2 separate regions of the Homo sapiens genome follow, and region 1 is linked to region 2. Evidence: read pairs that join two places in POLR2A ChIA-PET (ENCODE). Cell type or tissue: Caco-2. All regions are shown on one strand. Region 1 holds the start of LOC105372824 (a long non-coding RNA gene). Region 2 overlaps HSF2BP (heat shock transcription factor 2 binding protein).

Region 1 (4,000 bases), 91 kb after region 2:
TACCCTCTGTCTAAGGGCTAGAGGTGCTTATTTTTCACCAAACTCACCTCCAGGAAGCATTTTACTGGTCCTGATTATGCACAAAGAAAGATGTCTGCATGCACGACGGGCCTCCCGCATTGTAGGGGCTGTTCTGCTCCGGGCACCCTTGTTCCAGGGCTGCGCTCCCCGGGCTGTCTCAGGGGCCACGTTGTCATGTTCCTCCTGCTGCGTGGCCCATCGTGCGTGCCCAGGACCAGCTCACGCCCTGTGTGACCGGCCACGTGAGCCCAGCCACAAGCAGCCGTGCGGACACTCGGGCCGTTTCCACTTTTTGGCTGTTGGGGTCATGCTGCCATGAACGTTTGTCTCAGTTCTCCAGTGAGCACCTAGGAGTTGAAGGTGGGGTTGCACAGGCTGCGCCTGATTTGGCAGGGAGCTGGGATGATGCTGCCAGGGAGCTCATTCGCGACTCTGCCCAGGGTTTTCCTTTTCCTTTTTCTGTTTTTTTTTTTTTTTTTTTGTGAGACAAGGTCTCCCTCTGTCATTCAGGCTGGAGTGCAGTCCTGCGGTCATGACTCACTGCAGCCTTGACTTCCTGAGCTCAAGAGATCCTCCCACCTCACCCTCTTAAGTGGCTGGGTCTACAGGTGTGCACCACCACACCGAGCTAATTTTGCTATTTTTCATAGAGACGGAGTCTCACTATGTTGCCCAAGGTGGTCTTGAACTCCTTGGGCTCAAGCGATCCTGCCCCCTCAGCCTCCCAAAGTGCTGGGATTACAGGTGTGAGACTCCACGCCCAGTCTTTTCTTTTTTCTTTTTTAGAGACAAGGTCGGTCTCTGTCGCCCAGGCTGGCGTGAAGTGGCGCAACCAGCTCACTGCAGCCTTGACCTCCTGGGCTGAAGCAATCTTTCTGCCTCCACCTCCCGAGTGGCTGGGACTATAGTTGTGCACCAGCACGCCCACCTCCTGCCCAGGGTTGTTACTGGGGTGGTCACGTGGGCAGCTTCTGCCTGGGATGGGCCACAAAGCCAGACTCCCGGCAGGGACACGGGTGTTCCACACAAGCTGCGTTGTTGGTTCCCTGACGCCCTTCAGGCTGGGGGGTGGGAAAGCCGATCCCCCAAGTGCCTGCAGAGCCCACCTGGCGCAGGCCTCGCCGCCTCGAGGCTGCTGCTCGCACTTCTGCCCCTTCCCCCGGCCAGGCCCCCGTTCCTTGAGGCCGTACCACAAGGTGCGTTCATTTTTCCACACCGTGAGCTGGGCTTGGCAGAGCCTCCACCTTGTGGCCAGTATTCCCAGTGGCCCCTTTGAGAGGATTTCCTGGAGCTCCCTGTCTGAGCTTCCCGGACTGAGGGCACTGGGAAGGAGCCTGCGGAGCTGGAGGTCAGCGGGTGGACGGGTTGCGCTGTCCTGGCTTTCGGAGTGTAGAGCCAGAGGGGATGGGACAGGTGCCCTGCTGCTGGGCTTGGTGGTCCCTGCTGCAGGGAAGGGGCAGCTGGTGTGAACACAAGGAGCTGCGGGGCTGGAGAAGGCCAGGGCCAGGAGCCTGCCGACGGACACCAGCGAGGGGCCAGGCCGGGCCAGGAGCCTGCCGACGGACACCAGCGAGGGGCCAGGCCGGGCCAGACTCCCTGGCCGGCTGGGATCTGACAGGAGTGCCAGGCTCCTTGGGCCGCCCGAGGAACCGCTTGTTTGCCTGTGCTTTTTCATCTGTAAATGGAATGAGTTGGACACAAGATCCAAGCGCCCTCCCCTGTTGGAGAAGGTTCTTGTGGGCTCTGGGCCCATCCCACATCCCACAGTGGGCAGGAGGCCACCAAGAGGTGCAAGACCATGCCCTCTGTTTCGATAGGAAGCTGGGCCTCAGAGGGGCCTGGGGCCTGTGTCTGAGACCCGGCCAAGTGCTGGACGTCTCCCCTTCCTCATGGCTGTTATGGCTGAATTACGTCCCCCCAAATTCTCATGTTGCAGCCTTAACCCCAGCACCTCAGTGTGGGACTGGGTTTGGAGATGGAGCCCCTACAGAGGTCAGCAGGTTAAAAGAGGCCATCAGGGCTCTGGGTGGGCCCTGATCCAAGCTGCTTGGTGTCCTTGTAAGAAGAAGAGATGAGGACACAGACACACACAGAGGGACAGCCCCATGAGGAAACAGGGAGGCAATGCCGTCTGCAAGCCCAGGGCAGAGGCCTCAGGAACCAGCCCTGGTGACACCTGGACCTTGGACCCCCGTGCCCAGGACAGTAGGAGAATTGGAGCCGCCTGGCTGCAGTCCTTCCCGATGGCACCCTGTATTAGTCCGTTCTCACACTGCTAATTGTTGGGAAAAGGGCTTGTGGAATGCCTGTATAAACTGGCCATGAAAATATGGGACAATAAGTTGTGGAAAGCCACAAGAGGCCTCTGAGGAGGAAAGCCTCCTAATTGCCATCATGTTCGCATGCTCAGGGCGAGACCTGCTGTCTTATCTGTAAACACCGTGTTCAAGGAGAAAGACATTCCTTCGAAGCACTGGACTGTGGACAGACACACGAGCTCCTGGTTAAGCCCGCTCCCACCAGCTCCTGTCCGATAAGTTAAAGATACGCTGTTTGAGCACAAAGGAGATTCATTGAAACCGCTATTGCTGTAGATTACGCCTGTGACGCACTGCCTCCCTTTCACTGTTTCGCCCTGAATATCTGCTTCTCAGATCTAAGTGACTGTACTCAATAAATAGCGTGGAGACCAGAGCTCAGTGCCTTTTGCAGCCTCCATTTTGCCACTGGCCCCCTGGCTCCTACCTTTATGAACTCTTTTCTTTTTCTTTTTTTTTTTTTTTGGAGACGGAGTCTCACTCTGTTGCCCAGGCTGGAGTGCAGTGGCGCGATCTCCACTCACTGCAAGCTCCACCCCCTGGGTTCATGCCATTCTCCTGCCTTAGCCTCCCAAGTAGCTGGGACTACAGGCACCCGCAACCACGCCCGGCTAATTTTTTTGTATTTTTAGTAGGGACGGGGTTTCACAGTGTTCACCAGGTTGGTCTCGATCTCCTGACCTCACACACCACGCCCAGCTAATTTTTGTATTTTTTAGTAGAGATGAGGTTTTGCCACGTTGGCCAGGCTGGTCTCGAACTCCCGACCTCAGGTGATCTGCCTGCCTGAGCCTCCCAAACTGCTGGGATTACAGGCGTGAGCCACCGCACCCGGCCCCACCTTTATGAACTCTTAACCTGTCTCTTCTCATTCCTTTGTCACTACCGGACGTTGGATACACCATGGGTGGTGTTGAGGCTGGTCCCCAACACTAATAAAGACATACCTGAGACTGGGTCATTTGTAAAGGAAAAAGGTTTAATGGACTCACAGTTCAGCAGAGCTGGGGAGGCCTCAGGAAACTTACAGTTATGGCAGAAGGGGAAACAAACACCTCCTTCACATTGGCGGCAGGAAGGAGAAGTGCAGACTGAGGGGCCCAGGGTTTTAAAAGCCCCTTGAAACCATCAGCTTTTGTGAGAACTCAGTCACTATCATGAGAACAAGATGGGGGAACCACCCCCATGATTGAATGACCTCCTGCCAGGTCCCTCCCACAACATGTAGGGATTATGGGAACTGCAATTCAAGATGAGATTTGGGTGGGGACACAGCCAGGCCATGTCACCTCCCCAGGAAAGGAGCACATGTGCAGCAGTGGTGAGTCCCACCCTGCCTGGAAAGATATCAAAATCCGAGGGCAGAAAGGACCAGGAGGGACCATTGCTCACCTCCCTCCTCCTACCCCTTACCCCAAACCCCGCCCCAGCCTGGCAGAAGCCTCCTCAGGACACACCCTCCACCGGAGGGGCAGGCTGCTGTGTGAGGCACTGACCTCGCCCGCAGTGGATACCACCTGCCCCTCCTGACCCCAGTGACTGTTAACCCAGAGTCCATCAGGGGCTTGGTCTCTGGCAGACCCACCCCTCAGTGCGTACACTCTGGTGTCCCGGGCAGAGTACAGGGCAGGCGCCCCCAGGTGCACCCCCCAGATGCCGCA
Region 2 (4,000 bases):
AATTTTATGTTGCAGAAATACTGACACTCGAAAAAACAAATATATAATACAAATTTTTAAGTGTTTGATCTCAAAAGCTAGGAAATCATCAGTTTTTATGCCAACATATACCAAGATTTGAGGGTGCTAAGAGCTAATGGTCTAACTTCTTTGATTAAAGTAGCGATGCTTTAGGACAATGATTCTCAAACTTTAGCGTACATCAGAATCCCTGGAGGACTTGATAATACAGAGTCGGCTGGGTTCCATCCACAGTTTCCAATTTGGAACGTCTGGGGTGAGCCTGAGAATTTACATTTCTAACAAGTTCCCAGATGAGACTCATGCTGCCTGTCTGGGACCCACACTTTGAGAACTACTTCTGGGCGATAACCTGGTCTCTCATCACCAATAAAATAAAATGAACATGCAACACATGACCAGCAACAGCAAACAAGGGAACCCATCCACAGGAATGTGAAAAAGCAAAAAAATGGAGAGTAATGGAAGGCAGCTACCTAATATTTGTCACATGAAGGAATTTCACTTCTTTACACATTCCCTCTCCTAATCCTTGAACTGAGAAAAACACAAGGCAACTCTGGTTATCTGTTTCATTCTTGTACTGTCACTTGCGATGAGTGAGAAAGCCTCAAAGAGCCAGGCGCCTGGAAAACGGAACATTACTCCACCCTAGAGGAGAAAAAGCTCACAGACACTTCCTCAACTATCTGCAAACAAACGAGAAGCGGGTAGGGCTTTCGAATCTAGGGGTCTGAGAGGACAAGAGGAAGCCAGAATAAGACACTTGTGGGGACTGCTTAGAACCACACGTGTATCCCCAAAGCTCTAAAGGAAATGTTAAAAAGGAAGGAAGAAAGCAAGCTAGTCTCTAAATTTTCTAGAGACCCCGTCCTAGAAGAAAAATTAGAACCTAAAAGTAAATATTCAGACCAGCTAAACATCATAAAATTGGCTGGCAAAGCTTCTCATAAAATGCGTTTCTTAGGGGCCCGGCTCGGTGGCTTATGCCTGTGTAATTACAGCACTTTGGAAAGCTGAGGTGGGAGGATCACTTGAGGCCAGGAGTTCGAGACCAGCCAGGGTAAGACTCCCATCTCTTAAAAAAAAAAAAAAAAAAGTGGTTCTCAGAAATAGAGCAGAGTGCCTTTGGACTATTTCCTCTCCCTCAAATCACAGTTTCATTTTCTGCTCTTTTAAGAAATATTGTGCCACAATGACTTTCACTGGAATTCTTGATTTTATCCTAATCCCAGCCAAAAAATCAACTAGGAAGCACTATGCTTTAAAAACTACATACTTGCATTATTTGTAACAAAGTTAAATGGAAATACATTATTTATACACATACACACTACAATCATATGAAATACCACCTATGGTCACAGACAAAAATGAACAAACTGAAAAACTGAGATGAAATTTGTGATTTAAAATTTTTTCTTTGCATTTAACTGTTAAATTTGGCTTCTACTATTAAACGGTATATTACTCAAACATGGTAAAAGAGACAGGAAATCTCTACAAGCCTTATCATGTGTAAAAACCTGTGGGAATTAACTTTGACCACCCAAAACGGCTCTCTTGCATTACGGTAATTTCATAATCACTTGTTCCAGACAGCTGTATGCAACCCTAGTGTAAGTTAACATACCAAAGGGACAGGGTTAAAACATCCCACTCTACGATAGGCAATCTCATAGAATTCCAGTCAGTCATCAGGGAGGCCACACCCATCTACGCCAGGCTCCTGGGGAGGTGACAAGTGCCCTTCTGCTGTATGAGGCCGCCACCTTGTGGCCAGATGGGAGCATTGCTGCTGCCTCGGAACAGAACCCTGACCTTGCATTTTCAACTTGGCCCCACTGCATGCATGCTACCTAAAAGCACCCTGAAGGCAGGGATTTGCATAGGTTTTCTTCTATGCCCACCCTCCAAATGTCTATATGGAATATAGTAGGCAATACATAAATATTTGTCACATAAATTTATTTCACTTCTTTATACATTCCTTCTGCTAATCTTTGAACCAAGAAAAACACATGGCTACTTTATCTGTATGTCTCATTCTCATACAATAAGAATATATTACTTTTATATTTTTTTAAGCCCAGAGACAGAAATAATATGAACAGTGAATATTACAAACAACCTAAATCATAGACCATTTAAACATCTATGTATCTTCTGAAACAACAATTTTTTTTTTCCCCGAGACGGTGTCTCTCTGTCAGTGCAGTGGCACGATCTCAGCTCACTGCAACCAACGCCTCCCAGGTTCAAGTGATCCTCTTAACTCAGCCTCCCGAGTAGCTGGGACTACAGGCGCCTGCCACCAACCACGCCTGGCTAATTTTTGTATTTTTAGTAGAGATGGGGTTTCACTATGTTGGCCAGGCTGGTCTTGAACTCCTGACCTCAAGTGATCTGCCCATCTTGGCCTCCCAAAGTGCTGGGATTACAGGCGTGAGCTGCTGCACGCAGTCCATAATCCTTTCTTAATACAGGTCTAATAACATGAGAATGGCTGTGTCTCTTGATGCTCAATTTATTCACAGGGAGGGTACAGAAAGCTAGAAAGGAAAATAAGGGTTTCTAAAACACTAATCAAAGAAAACTGCACAAACGGCGTCAATTTATCTTACCATTTCTTTATCACCTGGTATGTGAGGTCAGGAGTTCAAGAGCAGCCTAGACAACATGGCAAAACCCCATCTCTACTAAAAATACAAAAATTAGCCCAGCGTGGTGGTACACGCCCATAGTCCCAGCTACTCGGGAGGCTGAGGTATGAGGACTGCTTGAACCTGGGAGGCGGAAGTTGCAGTGAGCCAAGATCACGCCAGTGCGCTCCAGCCTGGGCGACAGAGCAAGACTTCATCTCAAAAAAAAAAAAAAAAAAAAAAAACTAAAATCAATCTTGCTGAACTCAAATTAATTCTGTTGATTTCCCAAACCAGAGTCAGGGAATTTTGCTTTTCATTCACTGACACACATATATGACATGAACAGCAGAGCGGTCACGGGTGATATTAAAACACCACACACCTCTTCCGCCTCCATCTTGACCACCTTGCCACCTTCTCTGTCCATAAGCTCCCCAAGTGTTTTTTTTCCCTCTACTTTCCTATGTTCTGGACAATCTCCACCCTGATCTGTGCCCCAAGAGGCAGATGTGAAGACCCACAGTAACAAGGCTCCCTCGTCCTATGGCTTCCTGTTGGATGCAATAGCAGCCCCGCAGGAAACTGGAGGACTAGAGAAGATGACCAAGGATGGGACATGTCTCCCCACTCCATCCTCCCTGCTGGGCTTCATCCTCCTGGGTGAGGTCCCAGGTGCTGTCAAGCATCTTGTCTGGAGCAACGCCTCTCGCCACGTCTGGTACCTCTCTCCCTTCTGCTCCTTCAGCCCAGGGGAGGCAATGGCGCTCCACTCGTTAGTTCCCGGATGCTTCTTTCTCCAGGCACTGGTTCCCCCAACCCTGATCACACTTTAATCTCTTCACTTTACTCCGTTTACTCCTTTTGTTCCCTGCCAGGATATGGATGTGACACACTCTTCATGTTCTTTTATCTGGGCCACAATAAACTCCGAGTCAAAGTAATAATCCTTTTTTGGTGCTGACTCTTTGGTTCTACTCTTCATGGATATTTCTCAAGTTCTTATTTCTACAGACTACAAATAATTCTTCCCAGAACTGAAATGGGGGTACCCCGTATCAAACTCTCAGGAAATTAATCTCAAAATATCCTACACTTTAGAAATCACATAGCGCAGTGGTTTTCAAATCCTACTGCTAAGAATCTAAGAGTACCTGGGGAACAACTACAGTCCCATAAACATTCAATTAATATCTCCATTTTACAATGTTATTTACAATTTTTATTTGGAAGTAATTTCAAATTCACAAAAACTAATGCCAAAAAAAATTCCTGTTATCTCTCTTTACCCAGACTTACCTACTATTAACATTTTGTTTGCCTCATTTGCTCATCAT

The links. Peaks named below come from ENCODE experiments on the same cell type or tissue, not always from the same donor. Only the 100,000 strongest peaks of a DNase experiment are listed, where the experiment ranks them.
Region 1: POLR2A ChIA-PET joins it to region 2 with 6 read pairs; 8 of 35 experiments call an interaction of 5 or more read pairs at or near these places.

The regions. Positions count from the first base shown.
Region 1 is chr21:43,736,147-43,740,146 of GRCh38, forward strand. The region is part of intron 2 of PDXK (pyridoxal kinase); the gene reads left to right. It overlaps LOC105372824 (a long non-coding RNA gene), which reads left to right and starts at 854. Exons shown (of 1, transcript XR_005647074.1): 1 at 854-1,951. RefSeq lists enhancers at 1,046-1,545, 3,477-4,000. In Caco-2, no CTCF peak of the experiment used is centred here; a DNase peak (open chromatin) is centred at 2,416.
Region 2 is chr21:43,645,045-43,649,044 of GRCh38, forward strand. The region is part of intron 3 of HSF2BP (heat shock transcription factor 2 binding protein); the gene reads right to left. Among named protein-coding and RNA genes, the nearest start is that of HSF2BP, 12 kb to the right of the region's middle. In Caco-2, CTCF peaks have their summits at 717 and 1,804 (motif pointing left); DNase peaks (open chromatin) are centred at 667 and 1,757.